2 separate regions of the Homo sapiens genome follow, and region 1 is linked to region 2. The links are chromatin contacts, found by Hi-C or POLR2A ChIA-PET in ENCODE. All regions are on one chromosome and are shown on one strand. Each heading gives the region's core, a stretch centred on a gene start or an enhancer-like site at or near the end of the contact. The rest is flanking DNA. Distances are from core to core; before and after follow the strand shown.

Region 1 (3,055 bases), core at 228-2,727, 74 kb before region 2:
GTCCCAGCTACTCAGGAGGCTGAGGCAGGAGGATCACTTGGGCCCATGAGGTTGAGGCTGCAGCGAGCCATGACTGTGCCACTGCACTCCAGCCTGGGTGACAAAGCTGCAAAAAAAAAAAAAAAAGAAATCACAGATGTTCTGAGACCCTAGTTGTTGACTAGAACGGTATTTCACTCCTGGGATGAAAATGTGGGTAGAAGGTTTCATGACACGGTTCTGCCACAGACACAACTCTCACATTATATGAGGCCTTTAACTTTGGTCACAGAAATGGACGGTGAATAAGGAGTCAGGAAAGCTCACCCTTTTCACTAACCAGCTGTGTAACCTTGGGTAAGTCACTTAAATTGCTATGATCTCTAAACTAAATTTCTAAAGAATTGTGGGCCTCTGTACTCAGCGCAAGGTTTGGAATTAACAGAGTAAACACCACGTTAACCTAGCAATCTAATAACATACCCTATATTATTCTGACTTCTGAAAGACAGCTAGGAAACATCTGTTATTTTAGAAGCTCACTGTTCCCTGGGAAAGATAATTTTGGCACAAGCAGCAGTTCAGATGACAGTTCCAGTGTTTTGGGGAAAACCAACTAATTTATTGACAACAAAGCCTGTTTTTTTTTTTTTTTTTTCCTCCTCCTTAAAATTTCATAGCTATAGGCCCAGAAATACAAAGTCCCCAGAAGACTCTAAAAATATGTTCTCAATTCCTTTTTATTTCCCACCCAGAGCTGAGAAAACAGCACCAACTGTGTCATATTAAACACATCTGCATCCAACACTGATAAAGTGCATGACCGAGGAACAGATAAGAATTGTTTTCAATTTGTTAAAATGGAAATAGTTAAATTTAACCTAATTAGACTAAATAATCAAAGCAGGTGTTTGTAAGATGCCAGTGTTTGTTTTCATTCTCTGTAACTGTTCAGCTATATTTCCCAGGAACTTAGGTAAAGGAAATTAATATGTCATAAAAATCACTGACCTATTTATTCATGTCACATATGTATTATTCATGTTTTAGGCAGTACAAATACAGGGCATTGTTGAACATTTCTCACAGATTTTACCATTTAAGCATCATCAACATCTAAGCTGGCCTGCAGAGGGGCTTATGTTACCTAACTTCCATTATATAAATACAAGCAGTAATAAATGAGAGCCTGTCTTCTAATCGTACACTGATCTACAGAGCGCACTGACTTGGCATTTAGACTATTTAGGGTTTCTGACTCCACTTGCACAAGCTGGTCACTTTTAAGACATTTAAAAGAAAAATAATAACAATAATAAAAGTTATATTCCAGTTAAAACAAAATGTTTATTGCACTTGGCAGAGTGATGAGATCTGAACTATAAATATCAACTAACAAAGAAACCACAAAATGTAGTCACCAGCAGCCTGGTATTAGGAAGTGTTTTGTGCAGTGGCCATAGGTCCACTTTCCAAGGGAAAAAGGGCAGGTGGCTGCCCGGGAGCAGTCAAGCGTGCTCTTTCTAATAACACGCTCCAGTCCTGGGTAGGCTCTCGTATTATTCCACACACCCTCAGGATGGGAAACAGAAACACAAGCAAGAAAGGCCCCATAAAAGCCTGTGACGTGGAAGCTCCTGAAAAGGGGGTCCCTTCTCTGTGGCCTGGGCATTCTGCAGCAGGGACAGAAGCCTGGGAAGTTGAGTCCACGAAGAGGGTTCTCGGACTCCCTTCCCTAAGCGAGTGACTGATGTTTCCTGACTCTGGCCCTGGTTGTGCCGTGAGGCCACAGTGAGGGCAGCTGGAGAGCTCAGGATCTGCCACCTTAGCACACATGGGATGTTAGGCACTTCTCGCTATGCCTCAGTTTCTGTGGTCTCATGAAGGAACATTAGTACTTTCTTCATTAATGCACATAAAATGCTTGGCAGTGCTTGGCATAGAGATAGATGCTCAATAAATGTTGGCCACTATTATTATAGCCCCCTACAAACAAGGAGGATGAGATTGAAAACAATGTTTCCTAAAAATGAGGGTATAATGGGCATCCTATCCATATTTCAGGGGTAGGAAAACAGCCTTCTGAGATCATTTATATGAAGGGTATGGATGGACAAATCCTTATCAGCCTAAAATATTCCTATCTATGATTGCTATGTCATTTCTTTAGGATTAATCAATCCTCTTCATGAGTCATATTTCAATATATTACACATACACATAATTATAAAAGAACCAAGTTGCATAAAATTTATAAAATGGAGACTAGGAAAGGAAAAACCCGCTCATAAAACCCAACAAGAGAGCTTAAAATGAAAGTCTGAAAGTGCAGGTAGGTATTTGTTTAAATACTTGGTAAAAGAAAATGTTCAATTCAGTAGCTGTGACAGACACAATTTTAAGGGGTGTGGGCATAAGAGAAACAGAAAGTCCATCTGTCAAAGGGGTAAATATTTAGTCAAGTCTTAGATAGTATTTCTGTAAACAGAAATTTCAATGGAAAATTTCCAACCTGAGAGCAAATAATTTAAGATGGGTTTAATATAAGAATTAAAGCTCTCGTCTCCATGTCGCTGCCCAGCCTGAGACCCAGCCCTCTGAGTCCTTGTGGCAGTTCGGCTTTTTCTTTCTTGTTCCCTCAACTACAACTGGACACTATAATTTTCTTTCCATTCCAGCAGGAAACTGATATATACTAACGATGACAGCTGGATTCAGAAGAGGAAAAAGAACACAGGGGACAGAGAGTCCTTGTGGGTTTAAAACTCAAAACAAAACCCCCAGATTTGAAAATTTTAAAACCTAGTTAATGGCTGAGGAAACCTCAAATGATTGGGAAGCACTATGATAAAAGTTTGAATTACATAAAACACATCATTATCTTAAGCTTTTCTAATAATCTTCTCTGCCTTTCTCCTTCACTGTTTTTCTCCTTGTTTATGCCCCTAGCCCTTCAACGTGGTTCTAAGACATGTCAGAGGTAGGAACAGCCTTCCAAGGCCATTTACAGAATAGGACTGGAGAGGGGATGAGCAGATGCTCCTCCATCCAAAAAAGTTTCCCTGAAATTGTTATT
Region 2 (2,700 bases), core at 139-2,638:
AAAAATAATATTAACATAATTACGGGCTGGGCACAGTGGCTCACGCCTGTAATCCTAGCACTTTAGGAGGCTGAGACGGGTAGATTACCTGAGGTTGGGGGTTCAAGACCAGCCTGGCCAACATGGTGAAACCCCATCTCTACTAAAACATACAAAAAATTAGCCAGGTGCCAGTGGCGCGTGCCTGTAATTCCAGCTACTCGGGAGGCTGAGGCAGGAGAATTTGCTTGAACCCGGGAGGCAGAGGTTGCAGTGAGCCGAGAGCATGCCACTGCACTCTCGCCTGGGCTACAGAGTGAGATTTCCTCTCAAAAAAAAAAAAAAAAAGCATAATTACTATCTCCGTCATGTATGTTCAGTACCCGTTAGATTTATCCACGAGTTTCCTTTCTGAGGTCTGAATCTGGGAATATGGACAAAGCTTTATGCTTAACTCAAAGAAAACATTTTTATGTTCTGGGTTAAGTTTTCAGTAGAACCTCTGTTTTTAGAGAAGATTCATTCACACAGCCTCTTGTCCCCCACCCAAGAGAGGATCAATGAAACAGACAGCAACTGTACCTAGCAATTCATCAGTGTTTCAAGTAAAGAAGTGAGAAAATTTTAATTATGTGTCATTTTCCGAAGCTTCCTTAGGTAAACAGAAACTAGAATGTTATGCTCTCTGACTCTGAGGAGGGCAGAATTCAGTTTCAACTATACATTATGAAAGTGGATGAGAGGCAGGTTGGAACAAGGACATGAAGCAAGCTATAAGAAGCTAGGATTTTAAAAGTGAGCTGGCTTATATGTTCATAACACTTTTCCAGTAGAAAGACAGAAAGAGAGGAAGGAAAGTGCCTCCTTAGTGACTCCAGTCTGAGTTTTGTATCCCCCTACCTTTTCATTAATGCCTATGCACAGCTCACTGTAGTATGCTGAGCCACAACTTCTGCCCGGGTCAGGAATGGTTTCTTTGGTGGTTGCTGGTATTTAAGAGCTGTATCACACCTTGTCCCACAGGATGATGGGGAAAATCCATAGGTACCATGGAACAAAGGTTCTCAACTAGGGGCAATTTTGCCCCCGCCTCCGCCCCCTGCCTCCCTAGGGGACATAGGGAAATGTCTAGAGACATTTTTGGTTGTTGTTGTCACAAATGAAGGAGGGGTGCTACCAAACACACCACATTGCACAACGCACACACCCACAACAAAGAATGTCAAGAGTGCCGAGGCTGAGAAGCCCTGCCACAAAAGCAAAGGGTGAAGTGGGTAGCAATACAGAGAAATGCAAGAATGTCATGAACAACAATATGGTCTAAAATAGGAAAAGAGTTTTATTACTTATTTAAACTTTCCTTTAAGCCTGTGTGTCAATTTTACTTCAGGCATCTGGGGTGGCTGCCAAATTGGCTATACTCAACCACAGTGCTTTTAAATGGTCAGCTGTGTCCTTAGTAACTCAAATACGTTGGGTGCCATAAATATATCTAAGAGCTATAGCACAAGTACATAAACGTGCAATCTCAAATATGCTATCCCAATAAAAACAAAGGTCTTACTTTTGGCCTATTCCATTTGCATATACTAAAAACAAATAACAACAAATAATACTATTTTTATTGGTTGGGAACCACCAAACAAATCCCTTCACATTATGGGACCACATACCATCAGATATTTTACAGGGATTCTAGGAAATGACAAAAGCCTGACAGTGTACCCACGGTGAGATGTTTTGTTGTGTTGCATAATTTTTAAAGTATATTCAGAATTATCGTCAGTCATATGAAGTCTCAGACAGTAAGAGTGGAATGGCTCGCAGGGGATGGAAAGCATATCTTCCAAGATGAAAAAAAAACTTGGAATGTGCTAGATTAATCTATCTAGGAGGATCCTGTATCTCCTTTCACTTTATGAACTTCAAATTTCTCCCTTCCCATGATAAAAGAGTCCTTTGTCTCAGACAGTGTGAGACACTGATTCCTCAAGTTTCCAGTGGGATCTGAGGGAGAGGATGTAATTCAAAACAAAACAGGTGCAAGGAATAACAACCTGATAGGCAAGAACTCTGCCCTTAAAAATTTGAGCTAATCTCAGCTCTTATAATCTTTAACATGATCTACAGGAAGGCAGAGAACACAGTGACTGACCGGAGGAACCTCTCTGTGAAATATGATAACACATAAAGTCAAAATTGCTGAAAATGGACTTATTTGTCTCATGCACTCACACATCAATAGGAATCCTCATGTTTTACAGTATTATTTCAATGTACAACATTAATTTTTTTAAACACATTTTTCTTTAGCTCAAGGTCTTTTACTCACCATCTACACCAGTGATTCTTACATTTTTAATCATAACCCCCTCACCCCCCGCCCGTAGCAGTGGTGGTGGCAGTAGCAGCAAGTATTAATAATAGCAACTAACATTTACTGAGCATTTACTATATACCAGAGACCTTGCTACCCACTTCCCGCATATTAACTCATTTAATCTTCGCAGCCACCCTATGAGGTCATTTTATTTTCCCATTTACAGAAGAAGTGGAGGCACAGAAATTAAGTAACTCACCCAAAATAACACAGCTAGTAAGCAGCAGAGCTAGGATCCAGAGGGAGACAAGCTGGCTCCAGAGTCCACTCTTACCTACTACCTGAAAGGACCTTTCTGAGCACATGCTCCCAGCTTTTGTGTACTTATTAACTTAGAAATT

The links. A loop is a pair of places that touch in the nucleus more often than their neighbours do. ChIA-PET counts read pairs that join two places held with the same protein, here RNA polymerase II (POLR2A). Pooled maps may share reads with other maps.
Region 1: a loop to region 2 is called in a map of aorta, with 2.7 times the contacts of the local background. The contact joins two enhancer-like sites. A Hi-C loop is called at or near these places in 3 of 168 maps with a recorded cell type or tissue (aorta, ascending aorta and breast epithelium), 4 of 37 single-sample maps with no recorded cell type and 6 of 50 pooled maps. POLR2A ChIA-PET finds 5 or more read pairs at or near these places in 7 of 52 experiments (A673, AG04449, AG04450 and 4 more).

What each region holds. Positions count from the first base shown.
Region 1 is chr2:43,312,099-43,315,153 of GRCh38, forward strand. All of the region lies in intron 31 of THADA (THADA armadillo repeat containing), which reads right to left. Among named protein-coding and RNA genes, the nearest start is that of LINC01126, 86 kb to the left of the region's middle. Within about 2 kb of position 1,478, at least 8 of the 41 ENCODE cell types and tissues checked have a DNase peak (open chromatin) inside an H3K27ac peak, as active enhancers do.
Region 2 is chr2:43,386,588-43,389,287 of GRCh38, forward strand. The region is part of intron 29 of THADA (THADA armadillo repeat containing); the gene reads right to left. Among named protein-coding and RNA genes, the nearest start is that of LINC01126, 160 kb to the left of the region's middle. Within about 2 kb of position 1,389, at least 3 of the 41 ENCODE cell types and tissues checked have a DNase peak (open chromatin) inside an H3K27ac peak, as active enhancers do.